Regions from separate parts of the Mus musculus genome. Here all the other regions are linked to region 3. A link is a loop called in an ENCODE intact Hi-C map of the cell type or tissue named here. Cell type or tissue: left cerebral cortex. All regions are shown on one strand.

The links. A loop is a pair of places that touch in the nucleus more often than their neighbours do. Peaks named below come from ENCODE experiments on the same cell type or tissue, not always from the same donor. Only the 100,000 strongest peaks of a DNase experiment are listed, where the experiment ranks them.
Region 1: a loop joins it to region 3, with 2.4 times the contacts of the local background. A loop is called at or near these places in 4 of 42 quality-filtered maps.
Region 2: a loop joins it to region 3, with 2.1 times the contacts of the local background. A loop is called at or near these places in 4 of 42 quality-filtered maps.
Region 4: it touches region 3 in a loop (9-fold over the local background); 12 of 42 quality-filtered maps call a loop at or near these places.

Annotation. Positions count from the first base shown.
Region 1 is chr4:116,460,606-116,468,605 of GRCm38, forward strand. It overlaps Mast2 (microtubule associated serine/threonine kinase 2), which reads right to left and starts at 3,618. Exons shown (of 30, transcript NM_001369061.1): 1 at 3,131-3,618. The coding sequence starts at 3,310. In left cerebral cortex, no CTCF peak of the experiment used is centred here; DNase peaks (open chromatin) are centred at 3,092, 3,305, 3,770 and 4,203; H3K4me3 peaks cover 2,021 bases; H3K27ac peaks cover 1,440 bases.
Region 2 is chr4:116,504,028-116,512,027 of GRCm38, forward strand. Ipp (IAP promoted placental gene) reads left to right here and starts at 3,522. Exons shown (of 9, transcript NM_008389.3): 1 at 3,522-3,623; 2 at 6,495-6,836. The coding sequence starts at 6,545. In left cerebral cortex, a CTCF peak has its summit at 3,746; DNase peaks (open chromatin) are centred at 3,513 and 4,437; H3K4me3 peaks cover 1,615 bases; H3K27ac peaks cover 1,336 bases.
Region 3 is chr4:116,339,269-116,347,268 of GRCm38, forward strand. All of the region lies in intron 5 of Mast2 (microtubule associated serine/threonine kinase 2), which reads right to left. Among named protein-coding and RNA genes, the nearest start is that of Mast2, 120 kb to the right of the region's middle. In left cerebral cortex, a CTCF peak has its summit at 3,040 (motif pointing right); a DNase peak (open chromatin) is centred at 3,045.
Region 4 is chr4:116,400,440-116,408,439 of GRCm38, forward strand. The region is part of intron 3 of Mast2 (microtubule associated serine/threonine kinase 2); the gene reads right to left. Among named protein-coding and RNA genes, the nearest start is that of Mast2, 60 kb to the right of the region's middle. In left cerebral cortex, CTCF peaks have their summits at 632 (motif pointing left) and 3,625 (motif pointing left); DNase peaks (open chromatin) are centred at 1,913, 2,636, 3,598, 5,362 and 2 more places; H3K4me3 peaks cover 2,288 bases; H3K27ac peaks cover 2,795 bases.

The DNA.
Region 1 (8,000 bases), 120 kb after region 3:
CTTTAAAAAAAAAAAGGTGGATGGTGTCTGAAGAATTATATCCAAAGGTGTCCTCTGACTCAACACACACACACACACACACACACACACACTACTTTCCCTTTCTCCCCCCTCCATAGCACTGAGTTTTGTTTTGATACACTAAGCACAAAGTTATCAACATAGATCTAAAGAGACAATCAGGCTTAAAGACTCAAATGCCTCTACCAGGAGGTTCTATAATCAATATATGAATGAAAGACTACAGACCTTTGCTCTCCGGCCATCCCCTGCCATGCAGGAGCTTGCTAAAGAATGGTGAACAAGAAAGAACCAACATTTGGACCAAGCATATTACCTTCAAAGAATGTTTTAAGAAAGGAATGAAAAAAAGCACAAGAGAACAGTCCAAGAAACACTAGTGAGATGAATATTCCCAGGAGGAGGGTTGGCAGGACCACAACACATGGTCAACAATGGCAAATAGTTCACATAGTGAGAAGATGACACCTGGGAAAACTATCAAATTTAATTACATTAAAAAAAAATTCACTGACCCATTAGCAGAATTCTCTTTGTAACTCTTTCACAATGTTTTCACAGGCAGACACACCTTATTTTAAGTTGCAAAATAAGTTTTAGTATGGCTACACTGTGGAAAATTATACAACAATGAAAAAGGAAAGTATTTCTATAAGGAACACAGAAGAATGCACAGGAATTATTTTAATGAAATAATTCAGTAACAAAGAGTACAAACGCCACGATATTATTTCTATGAGTTTTAGCTAAAGAGTAATCTATGCTGTTGGGGTGGGAAAAGTGGTTAACTGCAGTAACGAAGGGTAATCAATAGGATAAAGTAAGAGAACTGGAAACGTCCTCTACCCTGGCCTGAATAATGGACATATGGTTATATTTGTCTGTAAAATTTCACACTAAATGAACCTTAGATTAATGCATTAAACTACAACAAATCTCAATTTAAAAAGCAAGCCAAAAAAAAGTTACTCATGACCTTGAAGGCAGTTTGGGGAAAGCACTAAGTATACAAGGCAAACCATAATATTAGGAATACACACACACACACACACACACACACACACACACACACACGAAACTGACATAAAATACAAATTCAAGAAGATTATTGGCACGCCTTTAATCCCAGCACTTGGGAGACAGAGACAGGTAGATTTCTAAGTTTGAAGTCAGCCTGGCCTACAGAGTGAGTTCCAGAACAGCCAGGGCTATACAGAGAAACCCTGTCTCGAAACTCGCACCGCCCCCCCCAAAATGTTGTTGGTTAAAGGCAACAAGATAAAGCATATTAGGAGAGAGGAAATTACACGTTTCAAGAAAATTATACTTTTTATTTAAGCTATAGGGCAAAGAACAATATAAGTAAGACTTTTAACAGACAAAGGGTGTGTGTACCAACGATGTAGCCTCAGAGAAAAGGATAGCCGGTTCTTCCTCTGTGACTGTTAAGGATGTGTGAATATAGAAATTATCTCTAAAAAAGAGGGGAGCTGGCTGGAGAAATGACTCAACAATTATGAATACTTGCTGCTTTGCAAAAGACCTGGGTTTAGTTCGCAGCAGCCACCAGCAGCTCACAACTGTCTGCAACTCTAGTTCCAAGAGATATGACTCCCTCTTCTGGTTTCCAAACTATATGAAGCACTAACATACATGCAGGCAAACACTCATAGCTGCAAAAAAGTGAAAATAAAAAGATCTTTTTTGAAAAGAGGGGAATCGGAGCTGGAGAGTTTCAGCCTCTGGCTGCTCTTCCAGAGGACCCAGGTTCAATTCCCCACCACCCATGTGAGAGCTCCAACTGTATATAGCTCATTACCAGGTAATCTGACACGCTCACACAGAGATACTTGAAGGAAAAACACCAGTGCACATAAAAACTAAAAGTAAATCATAAAAAAACTTAAAAAGAAAATAAGGGCGGGGCGGAATCAAACAGCCTTAAGCACTTTACTGAAGCATGCATTAAGGTCAACCGCACCAGGTAAACTAAGTCAGTAGAGGAAATATATTTCAAAAGTTTTGAACGGGTACTAGAGGGGGATTACACAGTCAGCAGTCTAGAAGCCATGACAAAGACCAAAAGAATCAAGTGGGGAGACAAAAAGCGGAAAATTTTAAAACCATAGGCTAACAGAGTGTAATTCAAAGCAATGATGCATAGGAACATTTACTTTATATGAGGAGCAAGATAGGAGACCTGGAACTTCAAAGCCTCAAAGATGGGGTCTCAACTGGGGTCTGAAGCAAAGCTGTACAAAAGCAATGCTGTCAGGGGAGTTCATTACTACAGAACATTCTTTCTAAAAATCCAACGAGATTACGTATCTTACAAAGTCCCTGTCAATATCGTTTCACTGAACTTCCTTCAGCTGTGAGTAGCAAGTTTATCCTAATATTGGCGACCTTTATTCCCTACTCATAAATACACCTACTATTGTCTACTAAATTACACATCCTGTACATTCGAGAATCCCATGAGTACTTTTACATTTTATCTCTTTTCCCATTAAGGGTAAACTAGAAAGCAGAGCCTTCATCTACAGATTCTCTGTCCACAGCACCGGCCTTGAGACTGGACACATTCAGGCACTTTTTATAGTGGTTTTAAAGTGGTAGATAGTTACTGAGGAGAACGTTAACGATTCTGAATACTTGCTTATAAAAGTATAATGGCCACCAAATGAGAATGCTTGCAAATGCCCCGTTTTTATAACTGTGGGGATAAACTCTAAGACCAGTCAACACTATCAAACTGGCATTTCTCCCTTAAAACTATTCACGCCTCTAGATAACTCCATTTAGTAAACCTACTCTTTGCTGCTCATTCACCCTGCCCACATTCCAGCACCCATTCTCTCCATCCAGAGCCCCAGGCTACCCCCCAAGACCATTTTATTCATTCCTCAGACCCGCCCTACCCCACGTCCAACTGCAACCCCAGGCCCCCACCTTCATTTCTCCACTCCCCTTTCCTCAGCCTCGTCAGACCTCCCACTCCTCCTAACCGACTCAGTAGTCCCCACCCTCACCACCGCAGCCCGATCCTCCCGCGAGGACCCCTCCCCCACGGCGCCCACCCTCGCTGGCGGACCCCAGCCCACCTTACCTGCTCCCTGCTGTCGTGCCCCAAAGGCCCGCTCCGCTCCTCCAGTAGCTGCCTCCCGGGCGGCGCTCGCCGGCGCGGGGGCAAAGACTGCGGCTGGGGCAACTCGGCCGTCCGCGGAGCCGCATCCTCCCGGCGGGCGGGTGGCGGCTGCGGCCGCTCGCGGCAGCGGCTCCGCTTCATCTCCGCGTCTGGGCCCCGCGGGCGTTAGCACCGCGACTGCGCCGGCCTGGCTCGGCCCCGGGCCGCAGCGCTGCCGCGGCAAACCCGGTCCGCGGCCAACATGGCCCGGCGGGCACTTGAAGCCACCCGCACCCGGCCCGCGGTTTCCCCGCGCTTCCTGTGGGCTGAGGCGCCGAGACCTTCCCGGCGCGCCTCACGGAGGCAGCATAGCCGCCGCCGCCGCGCCCTCCGCCGCCCGGCACACGCTCGGCCGGCCACCCGCCGCCGCCGCGGGCTCCGCCGCCAGCCGCCGGCCCGCCAGCCCGCCCGGCCCGCCCCTCGCGCGCGTGCACGGCAAGCCCGCCTGCCGCCCACAGAGCGCGGCCAGCCGTGCACGCGCTGGCGAACGGTCGCGAAGACCCGCCCGCGGCCGCGCCGCGCGCTCTGAAGCGGAAGGGGGCGGGGCTCCCGGCGCGCCCGCGTCGGCTGCAGGACGCCCTTTGATTCTTCCATTCATCCCTTTGGTACACACTGCCTGCCGGACTGAACGCTGTCCAGACTGGGAAAAGACTTCCAACGGGAGGGGGGACACCAACACTCTATTTACCAGCAGATGCTCACCTAGTTCTCCCCTACGCTTCAGAGACTAGTTAGCTCATCCTCATGTTAGAAATAAGGAGACTGAGATGTAGGGAAACGAGCCCAGTCACAGACATATCAATATGTCCCAATAAACCCTCCCATTAGTTGAGGGTTCCCATTCTTGTCGCTCTGTCTTGTTTACACTGCCTTTGACAGTTCCACACAGTGTGACAGTGTGTAAAGTCCTGTAAAAGAAGTGATGTATTCCTTAGGGGTGCGAGACTAAAAAGGCTTTGGAAGATCTGGGCTTCCCACTGACAATGAAGTCATCCTGTAGACACGGTCCAGCCTGCTGCGGCCTGGGCAGCCTGACCTGCCCCTTCCAATGACTCATCTGCTTTAACAACACGTGGCAGACAGCTCAGCCATGCCTGGCCTCCTTCTGGCTTCAGCTAGTCTGCCACAACGCTGTTTTTCCTCTTTTGACCTAACCAGAGTTCATTCCCAGAAGCTTTTCCTGCCTGTTTCATTCATGTATCTTTAGCCTCCTCCCTGAACCCTTTCTGAGCAGTAATAATGACTAATACGATGGAGCCTACTGATTTCAGACACTGCATTCAATTCACATACACATAATGAGGTCATTGCAGTGTTCATTGTACAGTGGAGGGAACGGGGTGAGTTATAGTGCAAAGAGAACTCAAACGAAGGCCTGTGAGGTACCAGAACACACACACATAAGCAGTGTGTGGGACAACCCATGAAGCTATCTTCTACGTTCCCTGTCCCAGGTCCTCCCCATGCATCCAGTTGACTCGGTAGAAACAGAAAGCCATCCTTGGTTCCTTCCTTCTTCTCATCTCTCATATCTAATAATGAACAAGGCCTGTTGGTCTGTAAACTCGATATCTTTCCAATCTGCCTTCTCCTTTCATCCCATTTGTACTAACTTACCCAGCTCCGCCTTCCCTCACCTGTTTAAGTGGGAAATTCTCCCAACTAGTTCCCCTGCATCAAGTCTTATTCTCTTAGGATCCATCTTCCCAAAGACTCTCATAAAAATCTCTGTAATACTGTCTTTGCTTAGACTAGTAAAATAAAGCTCAAGATGAAGTATACACTTTCTTCTTTTTCTTTGTTTTTTGTTTGTTTTTGTTTTTGTTTTTGGTGACAGGGTTTCTCTCTGTAGTCCTGGAACTCACTCTGTAGACCAGGCTGGCCTTGAACTCTGAAATCCACCTGCCTCTGCCTCCCAAGTGCTGGGATTAAAAGTGTGCACCACCACCGCCCAGTCAAGTGTACACTTTCTAAGGCAAGGCCACCATCCAAAATCCATTCTCTGCCTGCCTCTTTTTTTCTATTAGCCCATGCTGTTGCCACTATTGCCACTATTTATAGTTATCTCTGCTACATGATAGGGCCAGCACACTCTTGCTTACGAAGAACAGAAACACATGCTGAATCTGGAGTGGCCACATAGGAGAAGATTAAAATTCCTTTTTTCTGGGGGCTAGAATCTTTTTTTTTTTAAAGTGGTTTTTGTTTTGGGGCTTGGAATGTAGTTCAGTTGGTAGAGTGTTTGCTCAGCATACACACAGTCCTGAGTTTGATCCCAAAACTACATAAACAGAGTGTGTCAAGGGAATTCAAGAGAAACACTAGTCCTGCTCAAAACAAAATGAAACAAAAATAAATTACTATTTCACCCCTGCAAAGCAGTGTAACCCAGTATAGGTAGGAAACAAACAAACAAACAAACAGTATCCTGAGGTTGTTGCTGATGTTTCATAAGGCTGCTTCTCCAACATTGATCTCCATCAATCAAACTGATTAACTCTGTGGTCCTTTCTAAATAAATTCCTCTAGGTTTAGGCACACTCATTTCTACAAGGATTATCTACTGACTCGGCTTTGAGAACAGAATCACATCCTACTTCTTCATCTTTGACTATTAGGAATGGCTGTTGTGGGGCTGGAGAGATGGCTCAGCCGTTAAGAGCACTAACTGCTCTTCTAGAAGTCCTGAGTTCAATTCCCAGCAACCACATGGTGGCTCACAACCATCTGTAATGGGATCTGATGTCCTCTTCTGGTGTGTCTGGAGACAGCTACAGTGTACTCACATACAATAAATAAATAAATAAATTTTTTAAAAAAAGGAATGGCTGTTGTGATAGACAGACTCTAAGGTGGTTCTCATAGTCACCCCTTCCCCAGGATTTACACCTTTGTGTACTCTTCACCCTTTGACTTGATTCTAATGAGTTAACTACAATATAATCACTTTCATGATTATGTTACATCATATAAGATGGTATCTTGGTATGAGTCTTACTCTCAAACTCACAATGTCCTTAACGACGGAAATGTCCTTGATTGCAGGGCAGGGTATGTAACTCAGCTGGCTTGGAACTTCCATCCTTCTTTCTATTCCTCCCAAGTTCTTCATTTACAAGCTGGTACTATCAAGCTTAGCTACAAAACTCACTTTTTACATTGGCTATGAAGAGGTCCATGTGGCAGGAAACAGAATGGCAACCTGCAAGAACCTAGGCGAGCCTCTAGCCCAATAGCCAACAAAACAGACTAAAATAGTCCTTGAAGCATTTACACAGTCCTACATCCAGGAAAAAGTAATTCTGCCCAAGATTGGGGGTTAGTTTGGAAATAGATCTGTAGTGGCAATTCTGGGATTTTGACTTCTTTTGAAAACTCAGAAATATAATAAGAATATGTTTTCATTTAGTCTCAGGTATAGGGATATGGGGCTGCTTCAGACTGTCTGCTGCAGCTGACTATGATTTGCCTTGCGCTCTAGCAGAGGTGTGATTTTTATCAGCTGCAGAGTTTCTGCTATTGTGTGGCATTTAGAGTTCTGGGGACTTTCAAAGAATATATAATGCTAGGACCCTGAGAGGCAGTCATTCAAGGGCATAGAGAAAATGGCAGGGAACAAAGGAGTAAATATTTCTTTTCAAGATACCCCCCAAAAATGTATTATAGCTGCTACTGCTAAGATATCCCCCACTTTGCTCCCAGAGAAGATTTTCTGTTTTTTTTTCTTTTTCTTTATATATTCTGTTTCATAAAAAGGTTGGAAGAATGACTGAGCAGTTGGGAAAACCACAGGTGGAAATGGAGGGGCCTGAGAAACATAAGATTGTTGAAATGGGAAACCAAAATGAGCCATTCTGCTCTCTTGTTTCTGAAATGATTGCAGAGTTGGCTGTGCAACGAGGTTACAGGTAGAGATGGGAACACTTAGAAAGTGAGGAGCATGAGGGAAGAGAGAACAAGAAGGCTCAGTCCTGGTGACAGAGCAAGCGAGCTGGAGTTTCCCCCGGGAGGAAAGAGGGATTGAAACTGTGCCACAGGGTGGTCAGGTCAGAGAAAAGCTAAAAAAGCAGGAAGGCACTCTGATCATAGCCCATTTTGAGACAGGATTAATCTTGATACAACCACTCTGCCAGAGTTGGAGGAGGGGCAGCCTGAAGTAATAAGGCTTTCCCAGTAGTCATGCAGTATATGCCTATTAGTGGTTGGAACAAGTTTATGACAAGATAGGATAGCATCCTATAGAAATGACAGAGATAAGGTATTTTAAAGAGACCATGATTTTATATGGGATGCATTCGCCATATGTAAAACAAATTCTAAATAACTGGGCTACTCAAAATAGAATTATTCCCCAAGACTGGGAAAGACTGGTGACAGCTGCAATGATTAACACGGTGGAGAGACTATTGAACAGTGAAATACTGCAAGGGGATGAATATAGTAGAAGATCAGTTGCTAGGCTATGGGTAGCACTCTGATATACAAGAACAGATTCAATTTGATGATGTTACTATAGAACAAATGGACTTACTGGCTTTAAAAGCTTGGGACAAAATTGAAGACCCCTGAAAAAGTCCACCTTATTTACAAAGATTATACAAGTCTCTGGATAAGCCTTCACTGTTTTTTTTTTAAACAAAGATTAATCTTAGAAATGAACAAAACCATACCAAACCCTGATGCAAGAAAGGCGGGTGTTGATAGAAAACTTGGTGTTTGAAAATGTGAATACCAAATGAAAAAGTTAGACCATTAAAAGGATAAGCAGCACCTATAGACAAGTGGACAAGGG
Region 2 (8,000 bases), 160 kb after region 3:
GGGAGGGGCCCTACAGAGCCTTAAACATCTGTTTTAGGCTTTATTTACTCGCTACTTACATACTTTTGTATGACCGATTTGACTATATGTATGTATGTGCATGATGTGTGTTCTTGTTGGATCCCCTGAATGTGGGGTTACAGATGGCTATGAAGCACCGTGTGGACGTGAGGAATTGAACCTAGGTCTTCTGCAAGATAGCTCTTTTTTTTTTTTTTTTCTTTTTAGGTTTCTCTAGACAGTGTTTCTCTGTCCAACAGCCTGGCTGTCCTGAAGCTTGCTTTGTAGACCAGGCTAGCCTCAAACACACAGTGATCCACCTGCTTCTGCCTCCGGAATGCTGATCTCTCTCTGGCTTCCCCCCCCCCCCCCAGAGTCTGTTTTTCACTGGGAGAAAGTGACTTTTGCTCTAAATGAAATGGAAAATTCTGAGCACAGGAATAACATAATCTAGCATTAAAAGATACAGCAGCTTTTATTGAGCTATAATTCACATGCCATAACATTTACTCTCTTATGGTAGGCATACAATCCAGTGATTTTTTTTTAACTCTGCTTATGTAGTCTTACAACTGTCACCACTACCTAATTTTAGAATGTCTTCACTATACCAAAAGAAGTCACTATACTCTTTAGAAGTCACTCTTTTGCTCAGTCCTTTATAACTGCAAATTTAATGTCTGTTTCTGTCCATTTGCCAAGTCTAAATATTTCATAGAAATGTAATTATGCAATGTATGTTTTTTCATGTTGGGCTTCTCATAGCGCATAAAGTTTTCATACATATTGTAGCATGTACCAGTCCTCCCTCCTTTTTTTTAATTTGACAAACCCTACTAGAAGAAAAAAACGTTGCAAATAAGCATCACATATTAGAATCAACCAGACCCAGAGCCCAATACCTCAATGACTTCCCTACGGTTAGAGACACCTTCCTGTGGCTGGGGAGCTTCGCATGGAGTTGACACTTGCACTATCGAATGTATGTTTCTGCTGCCATCGTCTGCCAAAGATGAAAAAAAAATCCACTGCAGAATTAGAACTAGGAAAACAACTAGCTTTGTGTCCTCTGGAGTAACTCATGATCACTGAGTCCTTCCTTATCCCCTGATCCTTAGTGTCTTTATTCTCTTGTCTATATATTTATACTGTATCCCTACATACAGTTTTTACATATAAGATAAATTGTTGGCTAGATTCTGCACATGAGGGAAAACATATTCCTTTCTGAGATTGCGTGACATTGCTTAATATTATACACTCTAAATCTATCCATTTCCTGCAAATTTTGTAATTGCATTCTTCTTTAGAGCTGAATAAGATTCCATTTTATGTATATAGAAATTTTTCATTATTCATTCATCTGTTGACCCTCAAGGTTGGTTCTGGCATTTTTTTCTCTAGTAAATAGAGCACAACTTTATCTTTTATTGTCAAATCATTCTCTGTTTTATGCACACACATTTGTTCCCATTTAGTTCATTCATTCATCAGTTGATAGTCATTGAGGCTATTCCCATGTGGTGGCTATGAATAATGGTGATCAACTTATACCATTCTTATAAACAAGTTTTTGCATGATCATCTGTTTTCATTTCTCTAGGATATATATCTGCAGGGATTCAGTTATTAGATTGCATGGTAACTTTATATTTAACCCTTTGAGGAGCTGCCAGAGAATTTACATAGTAACTGCACCATTTTAGAATCTCATCAGGCATTGTAGGAATGTTGTATTTTCTAAGAACCTGGAATATCTAAATAAATGTGTTAAAAGAGACAAAAGTGCCTTGGTATCACTAAAATGTAATGTTTTGGTATTTTTCTTCTAAATTATTTTTAGATTTATTTATTTTATGTGTATAAGTACACTGTAACTGTACAGATGGTTGTGAGCCTTCATGTGGTTGTTGGGAATTGAATCTTAGGACCTCTGCTCACTCCAGTCAACCCTGCTTGGTCAGTCCCTGCTCTCTCCAGCCCAAAGATTTATTTATTATTATACATAAGTACACTGTGGCTGTCTTCAGACACACCAGAAGAGGGCGTCAGATCTCATTAGAGGTGGTTGTGAGTCACCATGTGGTTGCTGGGATTTGAACTCAGGACCCACTGAGCCATCTCGGCAGCCCTCTAAATTTTTATTCTTATTTTATGAGCATTGGTGTTTTGCCTGCTTGTATGTCTGTGTGAGGCTGTGTGATCCTCTGGAACTGGTGTGAGCTGCCGTGTAGTTGCTGAGAACTAACCCAGTTCCTCTAGAAGAGCAGCCAGTGCTCTTAATCGTTTGAGCCATCTCTCTTTTTTTTCTTCCACCATAAAATAGCTTAGTCAATAGAAAATCTTCATGGAACTAGCCTTCCAGTATTGGTCAGTGATTGCTGAGCCTTGCACCAGACAGGGGTCCAGTAATTCCTTTTACTCTTTTCTAAATTTCTGCCACTTTTTGCAGATTTTTTTTTGCACTTTTCATAATGAAATGTAAAGTAGAAATTGAAGATGTGGAGTAAATGTAAGCATAGTCTTGTGAAATTTTTGTCTTAGCTATACATCTGAATATGCAAATACATGGTATGTGTTTGATGTAAAATATTTTTGTACACTATGGGTCAGGAACATAAAGTTTGAGGGTTGGAGAGATGATGTGGCTAAGAGAGCACACTACTTGTTATTTTTGAGAAAGGGTCTCTCTACATAGCCCCAGCTATCCTGAAATTCACTAAGTAGACTGGACTGGCCAGGTACACAACAGAAATCCTCCTGTCTCTGCCTTCCCAGTGCTGGGATGATAGATGTGCACCACAACTCCTGGCAAAGAGTCCACTTCCCTCAAGGAGGACCTGAGCTGTTCCCAGCCTGTAATTCCAGCATCAGGGGGAACTACCACCATCTTCTGACCTTCATGGGCACAGCCTTTACATATACAAACCTATGGTTAGAGGCACACATTTAAAAAATAAAATCTCAGTCGGGCATGGTGGTGCACACCTTTAATCCCAGAATTGGGAAGCAGCGGCAGGTGTATCTCTAAATTCGAGGCCAGCCTGGTCTACAGAGTGAGTTGTAGGACAGCTAGGCCTACACGGAAAACCCTGGGGTGGGGCGGGGAGACTATAAAAAAGTTTGGACGTTGCTAATGCACCAGGACACATTATGATGCTCTACACTGAAAAAGAAGTGGGCATTTTGATTCTTGACTTCAAAGTAGGCAGGAGTGTATCAAAATTGAGGTTCAGGAAATGATCTAAGGAAGGTGGTAGAGAAGCACGGTGCACGTGATTTTCCTCGACGCTGAGATCAGTACCTGGCCTGGGACACTTGAAGAATTGAAGATGTGCATGGAGCGGAATAGGGAAGTCCACTAGCCCAAGGCAGGGGAGAGGTTTTTAAGAACCTGCCTCCGCGGCCAGCAAGCGGCTACCCAGGTTTACCCAGCGACGCCGGTGGCTGTGAGGAGGCGGGGCCAGAAGCGGAGCACGCGCAGTAGAAGGTTCCCGCATCAGCGCCGAAGCTGCGCCTTCAGCACTCGCAGTCACCTGTCACCAAAGACTGTCCCCGCCCCCTCCGCTGCCTGCCTGCGCGCGCAGAGCACCGGAGGGCGCCGGCGGGAAGGGACGCGGCGGGTAAGCGAGGCCTGCGTGCGGTCTGTGTTTCTCACAGGGTTGGGAACTTCCTCATGTCCAGCTCTCCAGACCGGGAAGAGCGAGTGATTGGAGCTTTGGAACGCACCGTTCCTCCGCTTTCGTCCTGTCGCCTCCGGAGGCGCTCTGACCGTCCGTGTGTTTTTAGCGTCCCGGAGCTTCCCAGTCTCACGGCGCCTTGGCCTCTGCTCTCCCAGCACCCACTGGGGAAACCGAAGGCCGGACCCTGTCCCTGACTTCTGCCGGCTCCAGTCTGAAATTCCTTACCGGCTCCAGTCTGAAATTCCTTACCGGCTCGCGCTGTCAGTAGCACAGAGTTGGTTTTCTTCCTCTAGTGTCTACCAGTTTAGGCAGAGTTCTAGTTACAGCCTCCAACTCAAGCACAAAGAGTCTCAGTTGTTTTGATGCTCAGCTGGAGCTCTGGCCCTCTAACTGAATTAACTTTCAGATGCTCTTCAGCGGGAAATCCAGGCCATCAAAGCATAGGTCCTCTTTAGTCCCTCCGATTATCTCCATCGTTAGCCAGTAAACTGTATGGAAGCATAGTTCTTAGCTCCCTATGCACTAATCCCAGGTCTTCACTTTTCATGTTTGTACGAACAAGCATTTCCCAAGCCACAGTTTAGGATGAGGTGCTCCACTGGCAGTGGAATGCCATCAACATTTACTGAGAAGGATGACAACAAACATTCTGGCTCTCTACTGTCAAAGTGAATATTAAGTGAATTGTTTGTTGTAACAGGAGGCATTTGACTTGTGGCTGTGCTTTAATACCTTGAGTAAGAGAGAAATGGAGGTAGCCTAGAATCACACCGCGAGGGTTCAGAATCTGCTGCCAGGGAGAATACAGAGCAGCAACAAGTCTGACAGCCACGCCATGTATAATAACATCTATAGGTCGAATTTCCACATAGAGGGAAATAGATTGTATTTATGTGCCACTTGTTTGTAAGATGCATTGTGTGCATGCTGAAGTAAATTTTAGCGGCTTCCTTTAAAACTCCCAAAATTAGTGTCTATATAGTCATGATTATCAGATTATTATTATGACAAGGTCTTACTATGCAGTCTTGGCTGGCTTGGAGCTAAGAGATCTGCCTGCCTCTGCACCACCACACCCACCTTCAGATCATTTTTACTGATAATTTTGACTGAATGCTATATACTGAATTTTTTAAAAATATCAGCTTACAACAGTTCTGTCATTTTGATTACTGGTTTTCTTTGGTGCCTGAATTACAAAACCTTAATCATTTTACATTTCCTCTGCTTCATCGTCGATCTTATATTGCAAGGACTTGTGGTTTCTTCAGTAACTTGAATTTATCCCTTTGATTCTCATAGCAAGTTGCCATGTTTCTTAGCTTCAACTTTTTTTTGGGAAATAAGAAATAATGAAAGTGTTGGATTTTTGTTATCTTCTATTTCATGCCTACTTGAAGAACCCAAGCGTTCTGAAATGACTGTTGACATGTTTGTTTTTGTTAAACCTGCAAAGACTCAGATCCCAGTTTCTGTAGCTGGGTTCCATTCTCTACAACCTAGTCTGATAACTTCTGTGGAATAGAATATGGCAGGAGCAACCCCAGGCATAGATGAAATAAACCCAAGACTGTTGGTATACTAATGCTGGGGAAACTTTAGTAGTTTCCTTCTCTGTGGCTTTAGAGATTATATTTTCTTCTCATAAAAATTATAATTGAGAGTGAGGCATGGTTGTTTAATCTCAACACTCAGAAGGCAGAGGCAGATAGATCTTCTTGAATTTGAGGGCAACTTGGTCTACATGGTGAGTTCCAGTCTGGCTAAGGCTGTATAGTGGTACCATGTCTTAAAAAAACAAAAGCAAACAAACAAGCCAAAAACTACTATTGGCATAAATTTGTGAAGAAGCTAGCAATTGAGGCAGATAATGGTGGCACGTGCCTGCAATCCCAGCAGTGATGGAAGGCAGAAGGATCATTACAAGTTTAAGACCATTATCTCAAAACAGAACCCCAAGCCTTTCATTATTTATTTCACAAACATTCGAAATGCTGATTTATGTTAGAGACTGATGCTGTAGCAGTAGGCGCTAGTTCCTTCCATAAAGGAACAATTTTTCAGTAACTGTGTGTGCATGTATGAGCTTGGATAGATGTGGTTGAATGTGATATAGACTATACCGTAGGTAAGGTTAGAGTGGCCAACAAGTCTCGAGGAGAAAGAAGAAAAGGTGTGGAAACAAAGATCCACAAAGGCTCTCTATGTTAAAGGAAACATACAGGTGGAAAGATTTTTGGGTTTTTTTTTTTTTTTTTTTTTTTTTGGTTTTTCGAGACAGGGTTTCTCTGTATAGCTCTGGCTGTCCTGGAATTCACTTTGTAGACCAGCCTGGCCTCGAACTCAGAAATCCACCTGCCTCTGCCTCCCAAGTGCTGGGATTAAAGGCGTGCACCACCACGCCCAGCCCAGATGGGAAGATTTTAACCAGACATTTGGGCTGGTCACAGTTGATTTTTAGAAGTTCATCCTGCCTAAGATGTCTCCCTCCTAACTGTAGTGATACAACTCTTTTCTGCCTTTACACCTTATTTTCTTTATCTAAGGAGGGTTTCTGGCCGTTCTTCATACCTTACTGCTGTTTATCTTTTAGTGCTCATTTCTTCTGTGGAGCTTCCTTTGGCTTATTATTGATTATTTCTTCTACTATCCAAGAGCATATTAGAAGTCCTACCATGTAGTGTGGCCCTTATTTGTTTGGTGTGTGTTCTATGATCCTAGATAAATTATAGAGAACGTTTCGTCTATGTGTGAAGAGAAACTATATTAACAAAGAGAGACGTTGTGTACTCTTTGTGCTTTGTTTCTCAGGACAGAAGCAGATAATGGGCAACAGTGTCTTTCATTAATCTGTGATCACCATGTCTAAGGAGGAGTGCCCCAAGGCTGCTGACAATTCATTCTCCTCTGACAAACATGCCCAGCTCATCTTGGCGCAGATGAACAAAATGAGAAGTGGACAGCATTTCTGTGATGTGCAGCTCCAGGTGGGGAAGGAAACCTTCCAAGTCCATCGGCTGGTCCTGGCCGCCAGCAGTCCGTACTTTGCAGCTTTGTTCACTGGAGGAATGAAAGAGTCTTCAAAAGATGTTGTACAGATTCTAGGAGTTGAAGCTGGAATCTTTCAGTTACTTCTAGATTTCATTTATACAGGTATATCCATGTATTGGTTTTCTGTTGCTGTGATAAAATATCATGACCAAAATAACTTATCTAATCTTATTTATTTTTAAAGTTGTACTTATTTTTTTATGTGAATGGGTGTTTTTTTTAAAGGACTTATTTATTTTATGTATGTAAGTACACTGTAGCTGTACACAGTACAGATGAGCCTTCATGTAGTAGTTGGGAATTCAATTTTAAGACCTCTGCTTGTTTCGGTTGGCTCCGCTCGCTCGCTCTGGTCAACCCCGCTTGCTCCATCCCAAAGATTTATTTATTATTAAGTATAGTGTAGCTGACTTCAGTCACCCCAGAAGGGGGCGTCAGATCTCATTATGGATGGTTGTGAGCCACCAAGTAGTTGCTGGGATTTGAACTCAGGACCTTCGAAAGAGCAGTCAGTGCTCTTAGCGCTGAGCCATCTCGCCAGCCTGTGAACGAGTGTTTTGTTGGCATGTGTATACACATACTTGCATGCAGTACTTATGGAGATAAGAGGGCATTGGATCCCTAGAACCAGAGTTACAGATGCTTATGAGCCACTGTGTTTGTGGGAACTGAAGACACGGCCTCAGGAAATGCAGCAGCAAGTGCTTTTAACTTTGGAGCTCTCTCTCCAGCCCTCAATTACTCTTATAGTTAGGGGGGGAACAATGAAACAAATCCTTTATTTGGTCTAGTTTTGAGAATATATTATGTTCTCCTTAAGAAATTGTGTATTGGAGTCTGGTGAGATGACTCAGTGGGTAAAGGTGATTGCTACCAAGCCTCGGGACCTGAGTTCAATCTCTTAAACCCCCAGAATGGAAGAAAAGATCTGACTCCAGGAAGCTGTTCTCTGACCTCCATGCATGACATGGTGATAATGGGTATTTACACACAGACACACATGGATAATGTAAAAAAAAAAAAAAAATAGAAAGAAACTACTTGGGGGAAATTATTACGGGACTCAGTAAAGTGTTTTGGTTTTTTAATGCGTGGTATTAGAGGCTGGAAAAATGGCTCTGTGGTTAAGAGTATTCATTGTTCTTTCAGAAGATCCAGGTTTGGTTCCCAACACCTGCTCGAAAACCAACTGTAGTACTAGTTCCAGGGGACCCAATGACCTCTTCTGACCTCCACCTGTCATATATCTCCTTGCTGGATCATATG
Region 3 (8,000 bases):
CCTCTGCCTCTGCCTCCTGAATGTATGAGCCACTACAGCCAGCTGGGATCTGTTTTTAATGAATATAATTAGTGAGAGGGTATATAGTATATATATAGTTGGGGGGAAAGAGGGACTGCGAAAGGTTTTGGCAAAGCAAAACAAAACAAAACAAAGCCTTCTATAAGCAAGGGGATATAATGATGGGTTCCCCCAGCCTGGTAGTCTAGAAGTTTATAAACATTCTCTCCAATGGTCCATGTTCCAATAGTCTTCCCAAAGCCATTCAGACCCCAACTCTAACTGTAGGTACTGTATCATTCAGTTCTGAGAAAAAGCATAAAGACTAAGTGTAGATCTCACAGACAGGTTAAGAGCAAATTCTTTGGTGTCTGTCTGTCTGTCTCTCTCTCCCCTTTCCCTCCCCCCTTCATTTCTCCCTCTCTCTCTCTCCTCTCTCTATGCAAGTGCCCTTTCTCTCTTTTTCTTCCATCCCTACCCACTCTCCAACCCTCTTGGCCATTTCCCTTGCCTCTGTCCTTGGAGCCTGTGAACTCGATCACCCAAAAGCAGCTTCCCAATAAACCTGCCTTTAATATTTAAAAAACAAAACAAAAAAAAAGACCAAATTCTTCAAGAAGACTTCCATTTTCCTAAAAACAATCCCAGCCTTGGGGTAGGTCTTTGAAATTGACTGACCACAAACTTGTTAAGTCCCCATAGTTCCCTTTAAGGGTTTAATAATTCACTAGAACAACTCAAGAAAGCAACACATTTATTCTAGTTGTACTATAGACTATACTGGAGTGGGTTAAGGTCTGTGAGGGACATTAGAGCTGCTGTGCCTGCAGTGTGGAATAAGGGTGTGTCTATCAGCACATAGATGTGTTTATAAATCAGGAATCTCTACTGAGCTGGTGTGTCCTGAGTCTGCTTGTTTTAAATTGGGATTTTATTATATAGTTGAACTCAATCTTGAGGCCCAGTCTCTTTCTTGGAGATCAGGTTGGCTCAAAGTTTCAACCCTGTAACCACATGGTTAGTTTCTCTGGTGACCAGCCCCTCGGCCCGAAACTACCTTTTATTAAAGTGAGTCATCACTTTAATAAAACCACCATTCCTGTCCAGGAATTAATTTTGGTATAATTACAGATGTCAAAAGTCTAAGAGAATAATTTGTATGCCCACCTTTATTGCAATTCTCTATTTTTCAAATACTTATTTTACCTTAAAAAGTTCAAAATGTTGTCAATATTTGAAAGTTTCTAACAGAATAAAAACATCAGTAACTTAAATAAGACTTACTTGGAGGAAGAGTAACACGCTAGAACATTAATATTTTAAAGAACAAAAAATGTAGCAGCACACAGAACAGGTTTTTTGGGCTCTACCAAGCTCTTTAGTGGATGGAAGGGGGTAATGCTACTAAGTTATAATGAAACAACTACCACATACAAACCAGAAGCACTCAGCTGATCCTGAGACAGCTGCTTCCCTTACAGTTTGGTTATAAAAGAACACAATTATGTAGCAAGCACCTGTGTAGAAAATAGCAAGTTAAACAATGCTACCTTCCCAAGTCACCTACATAATCATTCCCAATAAACCCCTTGTCCTCCTCACTAAGGTCAACATCAGCCTGAGTTTAGACATTCTTTAATCCCCTCTACCTCTGGCAACCTTTAGGCTTTCTGTTAATATATAATGCCTAGCCTAGACATGTCATAAAAATGGAATTACAGAAGCAGCCTTTTGTGTTTTAGTTAGTACGTTTTGCAATTTTATGTTTAAAAAATGCCAATCTTTTTGCAAAATGGTTCTACCAATTTATATCCCCACCATTAGGGCCACTGCCCCCTCCCTCCCACATGACCACTCAACTCAGTAAGTCATCAAAGAAGAGAATATTTTTATGACTTTAATTTGGCAATAACTAATGAAACTGTATCTTTTTAGGTGTGTCTTTAGCTATTTTTCAATTATACTATTATTTACAAGTGTTCCTTAACTGTCCTGAATCAAGAGCCCTTTGTCACATGAGTCACAATTATCTTCTATTTCATTGCCTTTTGACTGTCTCTGGAGTATCTTTTGGTAACTAAAAATTCTTAATTTTCAAGTAGTCAAATTATTAATCTTTTTATATTCAGGTCCCAAAGAAAGGTGGGTCAAGTCTCATTCAGTACCTCTGACTCCCCCAGAACCTCTCACCCTGGGTCCTCCCCTAAACTCCAGCATAGGGGCTGAGCTTCCATTCCCCCAGCTTCTGGCTCCTATATAATTATAGCCATTTTGGCCACACATTCTCTTGGTCCTCCTCTCTAGGCCTCTTGATCACATATGTAGGCTCAAAGTAGATGTGCATGTCTTCCCTAATTGCTTTCCACTTCACTTATTCAAGTAGGGTTTCTTGCTGAACCTGGCATGTAATGATTCCAGTTATTCTAGCTAGCCAGGTTCTATAGGAAGTGTTGGGAGTGCACAGATTATAGGCAAGCTGCAAGGCCTGCCAGGCTTTTATGTGGGTTCTGGGGACCCACATGCTTGCCTGGCAAGTGGTTCATCCACTAAACCACCTCCCCAGTCCTGCCTTTTAGTGTTTCTTGATACGGATATTCAACTGTCCCAATACCGCTTAATGAAAACAATCTTTTTGTTTTTAGCTTTATAAGTAACTTTTGTCTATGTGGACTCTGAAAGAAGAGTCCTAAATCTATTCTTCCTATTAGTGTTCCTTGTCTCACTTAATGGCATCCTTACCCACTCATTACCCAAGCAGGAAATAAGGAGATACTGTATTCTAGTGCTTTAGCCACCTATGTTTTTTCTGTGTTCATGTATTTCTCCACATCTAATAACCTCTTATACCCGGATAATGGCAATGGACTTTTAACTGGTCTCCCAATTGCCAACTGTGGCACTCCTTTTAGCAACTTTAATATTTTTAATCAGATAATTATATACTTGTGGCAAAAAGGTTGCAAGCTGAAAGAAGTGATAGTGTTTTTTTCATTCTTAAAAACTGGTTTATGTGTAAATGTGCATACATCACAGGGGCCACAAGAGGGCACTGAATCCTTTAGTCACTGAATGTGAGCAGTGGGACCTGAACTACAGCCCTCTCCTATGGCTTGAACAGCAATGGCTCTTAACTAGTACAACCCACCTTTCCAAGCCCCAGAAAGTGTTTCTCTTATCATTTTGCTAATGTGGTAAGTGCTCACTTTTAGGATAATGTAGTTCTGATTTTCTTAGACTTTTGTTTGCATTCCTATTAAACCTATTTTCTGTATTGTTCGAGAAAGAAATTTAAGCATGACCTTCAACTTTGTGATTTAAGCCTTAAAAAACACTCTCTTTTTAGGTTAAGAAACAACGTTGGAAAACTTCATAAATTCATCTTCCAGGAAAATGAACATAAGTATGAATGTAAAACTGGCAATACAAGCTCAGGAGACTTACAAACCTCATAAAAACATCCACAGTCCACAGATCTTAGGTACAAGAATGACACAAGATATTAATATCTTAACTCACTATAAAATGGATAGCTCTCCCATAACTTACTTTATCCTCTTAACAAATTCAATTAGCAATTCAATTTATAATCTGGAAACATACATAATGAAGACATGCATTTTTATTTTCTAACTATAACAGGTTCTTTTGTACTTACAGATATGTTGCCTTGGCTTGAACTTTGCTTACTATACAACTATCTTAGAAGGTACCACTTTGCTTTATGATAGCTTATTAAATGAGCATGGGCTTAATACAGTCCTTATGTTTCAAGTTGGCTGTTACTTGTGGCAGCTTCCTCTGCAGTTCTCCTTTCATATACTGCTTCTGACAAGGGACCTGCATACCTTGTTAGCTTTCCATCTTCTCTTTTAGGCATTCTCTCTCCTTTGACATAAAACTACCCAGGTCTGAAATCACATCATCAAAAACGACTGCTTTCTGAAGTCATCAGAACATACTACACTCTACCTTCACTATAAAAAGTGTTATTCCTGAATTCATGGCATTCTCTTTATCATGACTTTTGACAAGAGTGACCTCACTGTCCTCATAATCTTTCAACATCCCAGCCTTGAGAAGTTTCTAGAGAATGCTACACAATGAGGCTGGCCAGTTTCATATTACCCTATGATCCACTGATTCCACTGTCTCTGCATAAAAATCAGACCAAAGTTTTATTGTGTTTATTCTCAAATCGGTTTAAGACACTATTTTATAGTTTACCCTCTCTCCTCAGGCTCTCAGATAATTATCCCACTTTTAACTTCAGAGAGGGAGGAGAAGTAATCAGAAAATAACCTAGATAAGCTCTCATTACTATACCTTCTAATGTCTGTGCTATATTCCCACTCTCCCTATTCCTTCAAAAGTGCACATAACTGTCTGAGATCCTAGCTAAGGTCAATCTGCTTACATACTAGATCTCATTTCATCTCAGCCACACAAGGACTGTGGTAGACATTGCCCCTTTTCAGGAATGGCCAAGGTTTTTACTACATGGAATGACTTCCATCAGCACACAATACATTACATTTCTAACTTTTTCTCCTTTTGTGCAAGGGAACTAATCTAGGGTCTTGTTCACATCAGGCAAGGGATTTACACCTCTGAGTTATATTGCTTCCTATTTTTATAGTAATGTTTCTACACTTAGTATTACCATTTTCTTTTTGACTCTCTAATCAGTCCCTGGCCACTAATATTCCATCAAAGCAGCTACCAAATATCAACACTGACACCACACTACATCCAAATGGCAGTCCTCAGACTTCATGTCACTGATAGCTCCACTTGAAATACTTGTTCTTATTGCTGTTGGCGCCAAGACACTAGTGTTTCTTCCTCCTCTTCTTCCTCCTTCTTTTCTTCTGTGCTCTCCCTACTCTGACCTTTAAGAACAAGAATGCACCTTTAGTTTCTGGTCATTACTCCCAGGAACTCATCTAGACATGCAGGTTTTTTTTTTTATCTTATCTGCAATGTTTATGTCTTCCACACTCCATGTAATGCTCAATTGCATCATAAATGCACAGACAACATCTCACTATAAGGACCCAGCACCAGAAGTGCTGGGATCAGAGGTGGACTTTCAGAAAGACAGAACTAGAATGATTAGAGGTAGTACCTACAAAGCACAAAGAAGAAGAATGAAACTATAGAGACAAAGGTTAAAACAAATAATAGAATAATACGCATAGGGTACAAGAGGAGGATAACTCACTGCAAAGTTAGTAGTAGAAAAAAATCTGAATGGCACAACACTGGAAAGCTCAAAATTATGAGCATATCTAAACAACCAATAACAAAGGAGTGAAACTGAAGAGAATACAGTAAATCAAATGCTACATGTTTTTAATAATAAATAAGAAGACAATCTCAGAGCCAGGCGTGGTGGTGCACACCTTTAATTCCAGCACTCGGGAGGCAGAGGCAGAGGCAGGCGGATTTCTGAGTTTGAGGCCAGCCTGGTCTACAAAGTGAGTTCCAGGACAGCCAGGGCTGTACACAGAGAAACCCTGTATTGAAGAAGAAGAAGGAGGAGGAGCAGGAGGAGGAGGAGGAGAAGAAGAAGAAGAAGGAAGAAGAAAGGAGAAGGAGAAGGAGGAGGAGGAGGAAGAAGAAAGGAGGAGAAGGAGGAGGAGAAAGAAGGAGGAGAAGGAGAAGAAGAAAGAGAAGAAGTAGAAGAAGAAAGAGAAGAAGAAAGAAGAAGAAGAAAGAAGAAAGAAGAAGAAAGAAGAAGAAGAAGAAGAAGAAGAAGAAGAAGAAGAAAGGAGAAGAAGGAGAAAGAAGAAAGAAGAAGAAGAAGAAAGAAGAAGAAGAAGAAAGGAGGAGAAAGAGAAAAAGTAGAAGAAGAAAGAAGAAGAAAAAAGAAGAAGAAGAAGAAAGAAGGAGGAGGAGGAGGAGGAGGAGGAGGAGGACAATCTCAGATTGCCAGAGAAGTTGAAGTTACAGGACAAACACTGCTTCCCAAAGTGGAAATAAAGAAGCAGAAGCAGATGCAGGATATCTGAATTTATAGACAAGACTTTCATAAACAAAAACCTCCTTGGGAACCAGTAAGAAGGCCTGCAATGGACAATTTGTCCAAGCTTAGTATAGGCTATGCTAAGAGTTAAGAGTTGCTGGATAATGTATTTTTTTATTCAATATGCATGGGCGTTTTGGCTGGATCAATGTCTGTGTATCTTGTGTACTCATGGTGACTGAGGAAGTCAGAAGAGGGCACTGGATCTCCTGAGACTGGTAACAACTGTTACTGTGAGCTGCTATGGAGGTGCTGAGAACCAAACCTAGGTCCTCTGCAAGAGTAACCAGCACTGTGAACCACTGAATCATCGCTCTAACCGTCTCTCTAAGTATAGGTAAATTTTATGCACAGGGAAGTTACCAGATTCTCACAGTGAATGTTTTAAGAAAAAGTTCATTTGATTTGAGAAGAAGCAGAGGAAGAAGGACCATTATGAAAAAGTCAGGGCATTCTGTTCTTAACGAAGGCCAGCTGCTGAAGAAACTACAAAAATGTACTTCATCTATTGGAAAAGAAACACTCAACTCCTGCTACTTAGAATCTCCGGCCCACATAATCTGGGGGAATTAAACTAAAATATGCTAGTTTATAAGGTTTGCAGCATGGACCATCCAAAGACTTAGACTCAAATATACAACTAGAGAATACTTCTCTCCCAACCCTATCAAATTTACTGTGGTTAATTTATGTAGTACATTATAGCCATCTATTAACAGCAACAACAAAAAAATAATACGAGTTGGGTGTGGTGGTGCACACCTTTAGTTCCAGCAGAAGCAGGTAGATCTGAGGCCAGGCTGGTCTATGGAGGGAATGCTAGGTAGGCCTTCCAAGGTAGCATAGCAAGACCTTGTCTCAAAACAAAACAAAAAGACTTACAAGGCATACTAAAAAAGCAAAAGAAGAAGGGAAAATATCCCTATGATTAATACTTTATGTGCTTGAATGGAAAAGGAGACAAGTTTCCAAACGTTCACTCAAGAAATATGGGAAATTACAAAAGCAGATGGGTGTTGCAGAAGTAAAGGTAAGGCTAAAGATCAAAAACCACTGTACTGTAAGTCAAGGATACTGTACTGACAGACAGGACACATCTCAGGGAAACATCACCAACTTAAGAAGATGGCAATAGACATGCCAAAAATAGAAAAGGTAAGGAGAAATGGGGAGGAGGAGAGGGAAAAGGAGGAGAACATTTGGGAGCTGAGACAACCAGCGAAAGCTGTAGCAGACCTGTGGTTGAGTAAGAGAAGAAGAAACAGAGAAGGGAGAGAAGAACATTTGGAACAATAAGAAAGGAAAACCCTGCAGACTGGAGCGATAGCTCAGTGGTTAAGAGCACTGGCTGTTCTTTACAGAGGATTCAGGATCAATTCCCAGCACCCACTTGGCAGCTCACACCTGTGTGTAACTCCAGTTCCAGGGGTCCAAACACGACCACACGGACTCAGATGCCGTCAAAATGCCAATAAACATAAAATAATAAATAGATTCTTTAAAAACCCAAACTAATGTCTTATAAAAGCTGTCGAGCAAGGAAAGTGAGAAAGCATAGAAAGGATGAGCTCCCTGTCCAACCTATCCAGGTTTATGTGTACACACAGAAGATCAGAGAAAGGGGTTTTGAAGTCTTGGAAGAAGGTGGGAAGCACTGCCTTCTCCACAGAAGAGCACACACAAAATGACACCCTCACAGACAAAGGTGACAGCAGAGTGAAATAGAATAAGGGGAGGGAGAGAAGAGAGAAAAAAAGAATAATCTTAGAATTCTATGCCTATGAAAATAGTCTTCAAAAGCAGAGGAGAAATACCTTTTCAAAAAATATTAGTAATTTAATATCAGCAGATCTATCTTCACAGAAATAGTTGAAAAGCAGTTCATAAAGAAAAAATTATATAGGCAAGAAACTGACTTCTACATAAAGAAAGCATTTGGCTTAGCATGTGGCTCAATTCCCAGTACTTGTTGAAA
Region 4 (8,000 bases), 61 kb after region 3:
TATTGAGGATCACACTTCCCAAAGAAACAAAACAAAACTATTTTCTGATGATAATGAATAAAGCAAAAGTCTATTAAGTATATTCTAAAGTTATAGAGAAAACTACATATATGAAATCCTAGAAATCACTACTCTTGGTCACTTACCCACAAAGCAAATTTCTAATGGTGTTATACAACACTTTAAATGATGCCAGGCAGATCAAATAAGAATCACTCTGTATATGTATGTATATATGTATGAATGTTTACACACACACATATATATCACAGTATAACTATATCCATAAAATGTTTCTAAACAAAGAACAAAGGCCAAGTATCCAAAAAGCAATATCTAATGCCCTCACAAGTACTATGTAGGCATAGGAAACCACTTCGTAAGAAGGAACTGACACCTAAAACTGCTCAGGTAACCAAGAACCAGAAACTGGATAGCCCAGAGACTGAAAGGGAAATCCAACACTGCATGTCTTTAAAAGAAAATTAAAAAAAAAAAAAAAGGCTGAAGAAATGGCTCAGCAGTTAAGAGCACTGACTGCTCTTCCAGAGGTCCTGAGTTCAATTCCCAGCAACCACATGGTGGCTCACAACCCACTGCAATGGGGTCTGATGCCCTCTTCTGGTGTGGCTGAAGAAAGCATTCACATATGAAATAAATAAACAAATCTTTTTTTTAAAAATCAATAAAGTGATTCCTACTGGTACTCTGCTATATTCATAGATCAGTGCCTTATCTAGTCATTATCCAAAAGGATATCAACAGCAAAATGGAAACTGATGCAGAGATCCATGGCCAACATTATGTGGAGAGAGTATAAATTGAAGTTCTCTATCAAACCACTCCCCTCTGAGCTTAGGGAATCCCACAGAAGAGATGGAAAGAGTGTAAGAGCGGGGGTGGGGGTGGGGGTATGAAACGGAAGGACACCAGGAGAACAAGGCTCTCTGAATCAACTAAGCAGGGTACCTATGAACTAACAGAGACTGAGGCAGCAAGCAAAGTCTACAGGTCTGCACCAGATCTTCTGAGTATATATTATAGCTATTAACTTAGTGTTTTATGGGACTCCTAACTGTGAGAACAAACGGATCCCTGACTCTTGTGCATAACCTTAAAATAGTTGTCCTTCAGTTGGATTGCTGAGTCCAATTTCAATATAATAGTTTTCTTTCACATTATAATTTTATTTTGTCATGTTTGGTTGTAGAAGCCTGTCCTTTTCTAATGAGAGACAGAAAGAATTTGAAGAGGAGGGGAGATGGGGAGCAACAGGGAGAAGTAGAGGAAATAATAATCAGGATATATTATCCTCAGGTAAAAACTAACTTGTGTCACCTCACTCCCCATTCTCTGCCAGTGTTGCTGAGAAATCAGAGTCTTAAAAGTGCCACTGTTCAGAAGTATTTAATTAACACTTAAGGCATACTAGAAAAAACTATTGCTTCTAAAATTTACTTGAGATTTTTCTTTAGACATTATGACCATTAATAAACTATGATTATCCAATGAAGGGCAATTCAGTTTACAGTCCTTAAAAACAAAACCAAGAGGCACAGAAATATCAAGAATTCTATTTTTTTCTTTTATTGGAAACAGATTCTTATCAGGGCAGTGGTGGTATACCTTCAATCCCAGCACTCAGGAGGCAGAGGCAGGTAAGTCTTTGTGAGTTTGAGGTCAGCTTAAGCTACAGAGTGAGTTCCCAGGACAGCCAGAGCTATACAGTGAAAATAAAAACAGCCCCTAAAGTCAAGTTTTACCATAAGACCTAAATCTGAATTTCTTTTCATGTAAAAACAGTCACTTCCTATAATGGATGGGGCTCCTCCAGAAAAGATGCTCAACACAGTCGTCTCCAGGCATATTTTTACCAGTAAGAAAGTGAATGTACAGTGTATGACTGTTTCATCCCCTTCTTTTCCCAGGAACAAATTCCAGCCGGAGAATGAGCCCAACACACAATAATAAGTCAAGCTATTATTTTTCCAGCTTGTGTCTTCTTTCACATAAATCATTAAATAAGCCAGTGTACTTCTATTTTAGTATTCATTAGCATTATATTGTGCCAAAATTACAGTAGTTTAATTCTTTTACTTTCAAAGCAGCTGATCTGGTAAAGGCTGCCTTCACTCAAACTTGACCTTGTTTTTTTTTTTTTTTGTTTTTTTGCTTTGTTTTGTTGTTTAATTTTCAAGACTTTGTTTTTATTATTTCTTTCTTTCTATGTATGTATGTATGTATGTATGTATTATTTCTTTCTTTCTATGTATGTATGTATGTATGTATGTATGTATGTATGTATATCTGTGTCTAGATGTGTGTCAATGAGTGCAGATATCCAAGAAGGCCAAAGATCCTGAAGCTAGAGTTAAAGGCAGTTATGAACTATTTAAAAAGGGTGTTAAAAACTGAACTTGGGTCCTGTCCAAGAGCCACACCTACTGTTAATTGCTGAGTCATCTCTCTAGACTCTATGCTTAGTTTGAGGGGTTTTGTTTGTTTGATTGTTTGGTTTAGTTTAGTTGATACAGGGTATCAGGATGGCTCTGGCTGCTGCCATGGCACTATGTAGAGAGGCTAGTCTCCAACTCACAGAGATGTGCCTGCCTCAAACCTCCAAAGTGCTGGGACTATGCTCGTCTTTTGTTGGCTTTTTAAAACAGTCTTCTTTAAAATTATTGTAATTATTTTATGTCAGATGTTGGGACCATTTAGTTATTTAGTTGTCTAGTTTGTTTGTTCTGAGACAGAATCTCAATTATATAGACCCAGTGCTGGCATTACAGACCTGTGCCACCCACCAATTTAGAGACTCAACTACTTCTGCTAGGATCTAAGGCATGCACCATCATCGAATTGGCTTGAAACTTTAATTTCTTTAAACAAGTGACCAATTTAAACTCCTGCTTTTCACACATTGCTTCTATTTCAGAATGTGTACCTGCTATATTCTAGAAATGAACCTGAAGGTAGAAACAAAACAAAACAAAACATACAGCTACAAAACAAAACAAATGAAAATAAAGTCACCCTCCAGCTATGTAATCTGACAGTTTGGTACTCTCACTAAGCAAAAATAAACTCAAAAGAAAGGGCATCAATAAACAAAGTAGCAGATCCTGCAATAGTCAGCAGTGAAAAGAAAAAGATGCCTGTCTTAACACAAAGATGACAAAATAAACAAACAAAAAAATTAAAATTCACTACCAGAGAAACACGATTCCATTTCTGAATCCCAGCAACTAAAGAGAAATGTTATTTATATTAGGAAATACAAGTACGCATGCTTATAGAGGCACTTTCCAATACACCACTACTGAAGAAGCATCCTGAACACTTTTGAAGTGTATTTCAGAATGTCCCTGAAATATCGACTGACAAATCACTGAGCCAACTGTAGTAGAAGGGGACATATAACCCACTGAGGTGTGTGAGATTTCTGAACTCCAAGTCATACTAGACAACTGGTGAAGAACTCAGTAAGTATTCCTCCTGCGTTTGAGGGTTTGCAATATGAAAATATTAATAAAAGGCACAATCATGAGCTGGAAACATGGCTCAGTTACTGCTCCATTAGAGGACTGGAGTTTGGATCCTGGCACCATCTGGTGGATGACAAATGCCTGTAACTCTTATAACTCTTAGTTCCAAAGGATTTCTGAAGCCCTGCCCTACCACACATTGACTGACACACACACACACACACACACTCTCGATCTTTCTCTCTCTCTCTCTCATACACACACACACATATACACACACACTGAATAAAAAGAAATATAATCAAAACTACAAATATCATGTTTTAACTTGTTTTAAGTTTGCCAATCCTACCTTACATAATATATTCTTTTTGAACACAAAAAAATAAAATAAATTAAAATTAGTTCAGGGGAATTGAGAGGACCAGGGTGCTTTTTGGGGAGTGGGGGATATCTTTACAAATGTCAAATAAACCTAACGAAAGCAAGAAACACTGTTGTATTTCACAAAAACAGACCCTCATAAGTTGGTTGATCAGCTAGAATTTATACTAGAACCGTCATTGTGTCCATGATGAGCTAGCTAGTTTGTTATTTACAAAAAAAAAAAAAAAAAAAAAAACCCAGAGCAAGATGATCTGATTTATGGTGCATGATAAACATATCCAAATTTGAGAAGAAATGTGGTGAGTTATTTTAATGCTAAAGGTATTCATTAAAATTACATTTAAGTTGTCTGTCAGTCTCTGCATTTCCTCTTATTCTTATATACCTTATTCATTTCTTCATATATCAAATATCTAAGAACTGAGAAAGATGGAGGATGGATGGACAGAAATACACAGAAATAGACAGGCTAACATAAATGGATAGCATATATGCAAAGCAAAGGTTTAGAAAAATGTCCTAATAGTTTACACAGAATCAAATGTTACACACACACACACATGAGCATGACTTTATTATGAAATAGAGACAAGCATAATGGTCAGAAACAGAATGTTTGCATAGCTAATGTTCAAATTAGGTTTGTATCCTACATAGGTTTGATTTAATTGCTCCACTCATTTAATTCAAAGTAAGTAAATCCAAGCAGCACTTTCCTATGGAAAGTAGTAATAATAACTAAGAAGCATGTGGTCGCACTCCCTGTAGTCCTAGCTATTCAGGAGGCTTGAGAAAGGAGGGTCACCTGAGCCCAGGAGTTGGAGATCAACCTGAGTAATATACCCAAGACCCCATTTCAAGATAAAACAAAAGAAATGAAAAGAAAACAAATTAGCAAGGTCTTAACAAAAGTTCTCTAGTCATAAGTATATATGACAGAATAAAATACTTAGTGACACCCCCTCCCCCATGCACTAAATGAAATTGCAACAATCTGATACATCTCCAAAAGGTGCTAACAGTATTTAAAAAGAGGCTTTGTTTTACTCACCTGTAAACCTCTCCTTCTCAGAATACTCGAATCATCCATAGCAAATATCAGACAAAAAAAAGCCACTCCCCAGACACCAACTACTAGCACCTATTTACTGCTGAATAAAGAGGTAAACAGTCCATTCAGAACAGCAGGCTGTGCCCAGTAACCCAGCAAACAGCTAACCTAGGACACAATTATTGCCTAATACTAAAATATAGAAAACTCTCATTAGAATCAAAGCAGGAACAGAGAAAATACTTGATATTTGCTTTTCTTTTCCATACATAGCCTCCTTTGTCTGAAATTATCTTAAGTACCAAGAGAAGAACAAAGGTCCCAGGAAAAGCAACTGCAATCTTTGCTATCCAGACTTCACTGCTTATTAAAAAGGTTTGGCAAACAAAACAAGAGTCTCCACCTACAGCTACTAAGCTCGTAAAATCGGTGTCACGTTTTCCTTTCCAAAAATAAAAGCATTCCACGTCCATTTCTGAAGGTAAATATGCTTCAAAAATATAAAAACAACAACAAAAAAAACATATTATTCTGCTGCCTCTTTTCGGGCTCAAACTGATACAAAACCAGTTATTGTTTTGGTTAAGTCGGCAAAATTCCTTTCATCCTTTGTACAGACAAAGCAAATGTCAGATTCTTTCGATACTGTCACAGACTCTTTTGTTTCTTTATCGCTAGCTACGCAGATCTCCCCTTCTTGGACAGTCCCAAAGCCTCTTCCGCCACCCTCCACCCTGAAGCCTGGACCATTGCTAAGGTTGGTCTCTCAGCTCTTTTATGTCCTTGGAAGGATGAAAGTACACGTGCTGTGAGTTCTGAGCACGGATGAATTCATTCATCTATTCATCGCTGACAGTGCTGCCACAGGAAACGCTCCCTATTCCACCAGATGTCTAAAAGGACACAGCCAGCAAAAGCATAGCTTCACCAAGCTATAATAAGCTCAGAATTATTTCTTTGGTCACTGCCTGCCATACTTGAAGCAGGACTTCAGCCACATTTAAAGATGTCTATCCCTTAATTCATGAAACAAAACACACTGTTTTAGATTTCAAGACTGAAAAGGTTATCTCTTATGACAGGACTCTAACTTAAATACTCATAAGTGTTTAAATTCTCTAGCATTGTAGAAATTGTTAAAATCCCAGGAAAAAAAATGGAAAATTGAAACAAGTTGTGATTCTTCTAATAAATCACATGAAAATTAGAGAAAGTAGGACTACATTATCAAGATGATTACTATATTACCTTCTAGTTTACGACAATTGTTCTTTACACTATAGGACATACTGCAAAAATTATTAACCCCGCAAGAGATTCCAGAAATGAACCCAAATTTCCTATTTTGATAGAAACGGGCATGTACAGAACACCTAATCAGCCTTTTACATTCTGTAAGGAGTAAACATACCAGCAGCTATGTGGCAGATTCAGTATGTATCCCAGGGGGAGGAAAAGCTGCCCTTCTATAGCTATGCCAGCTGCAACCAAGTCTGGGGCTTAAAGGAAGTTCTATTTAAAAGATCTTTTGCTGATCCTCTTATAACAGACTACAAGAGGAACAAGAGATAGCCTCACAGCTAAAAATAGTACAGAAAGCAAGATGCAGCTCTCTTTCATTCATCAAAAAATTTTAAGTCCTTTACCACATCCATAGTAGTCATTCATTGTGAAAGCTAATAAATACAATCCCCTTCTTCCATCTGCTGCTTTTAAACAACTAGAGTATGTCTTATGGAGAAAACAAGACCTGAGCAGAAATCAAGAGAAATAATATCTAATTCATTCAAATGCAATTTACAGAAATATTTGAAGGTACAATCTAGTAAGATGTTCTGGTCAAAGATTCAAAGCTCCTATTCATTGTACTAAAAAATCATTTATCATGCTAACTCCTGAAATAGGAATGGAAAAGGTTATAACAACCAATTACTACAAACTTTTTGTTTGTTTGTTTTGTTTTTTGAGACAGGGTTTCTCTGTGTAGCCCTGGCTGTCCTGGAACTCACTTTGTAGACCAGGCTGGCCTCGAACTCAGAAATCTGCCTGCCTCTGCCTCTGCCTCCCGAGTGCTGGCATTAAAGGCGTGCGATACCACGCCCGGCTTACTAACAAACTTTTTTTTTTTTAAACACTATGTTAACTTTGATATTTGTAAATCAAACTGACATGTTAAGGATGGCCTTTTTTTTAGATACCCACGATATAAGATACAATTTCCTAAACACATGAAACTCAAGAAAAATGAAGACTGAAGTGTGGACACTATGCCCCTCCTTAGAAGTGGGAACAAAACACCCATGGAAGGAGTTACAGAAACAAAGTATGGAGCTGAGATGAAAGGATGGACCATGTAGAGACTGCCATATCCAGGGATCCACCCCATAATCAGCTTCCAAATGCTGACACCATTGCATACACTAGCAAGATTTTACTGAAAGGACCCAGATGTAGCTGTCTCTTGTGAGACTATGCCGGGGCCTAGCAAACACAGAAGTGGATGCTCACAGTCAGCTAATGGATGGATCACAGGGCTCCCAATGGAGGAGCTAGAGAAAGTACCCAAGGAGCTAAAGGGATATTCAACCCTATAGGTGGAACAACATTATGAACTAACCAGTACCCCTGAGCTCTTGACTCTAGCTGCATATGTATCAAAAGATGGCCTAGTCGGCCATCACTGGAAAGAGAGGCCCATTGGACACGCAGACTTTGTGTGCCCCGGTACAGGGGAACGCCAGGGCCAAAGGGGGGGAGTGGGAGGGTAGGGGAGTGGGGGTGGGTGGGTAAGGGGGACTTTTGGTATAGCATTGGAAATGTAAATGAGCTAAATACCTAATAAAAAAAAAAAAAAAAAAAGTTGAAGTAAAGCCAGGTGTGGTGGTGCACGCCTTTAATCCCAGCACTCAGGGGGCAGAGGCAGGCAGATTTTTAAAAAAAAAAAAAAAAAAAAAAAAGATTTTATTTATTTATTTATTATATGTAAGTACACTGTCGCTGTCTTCAGACACTCCAGAAGAGGGAGTCAGATTTCGTTATGGATGGTTGTGAGCCACCATGTGGTTGCTGGGATTTGA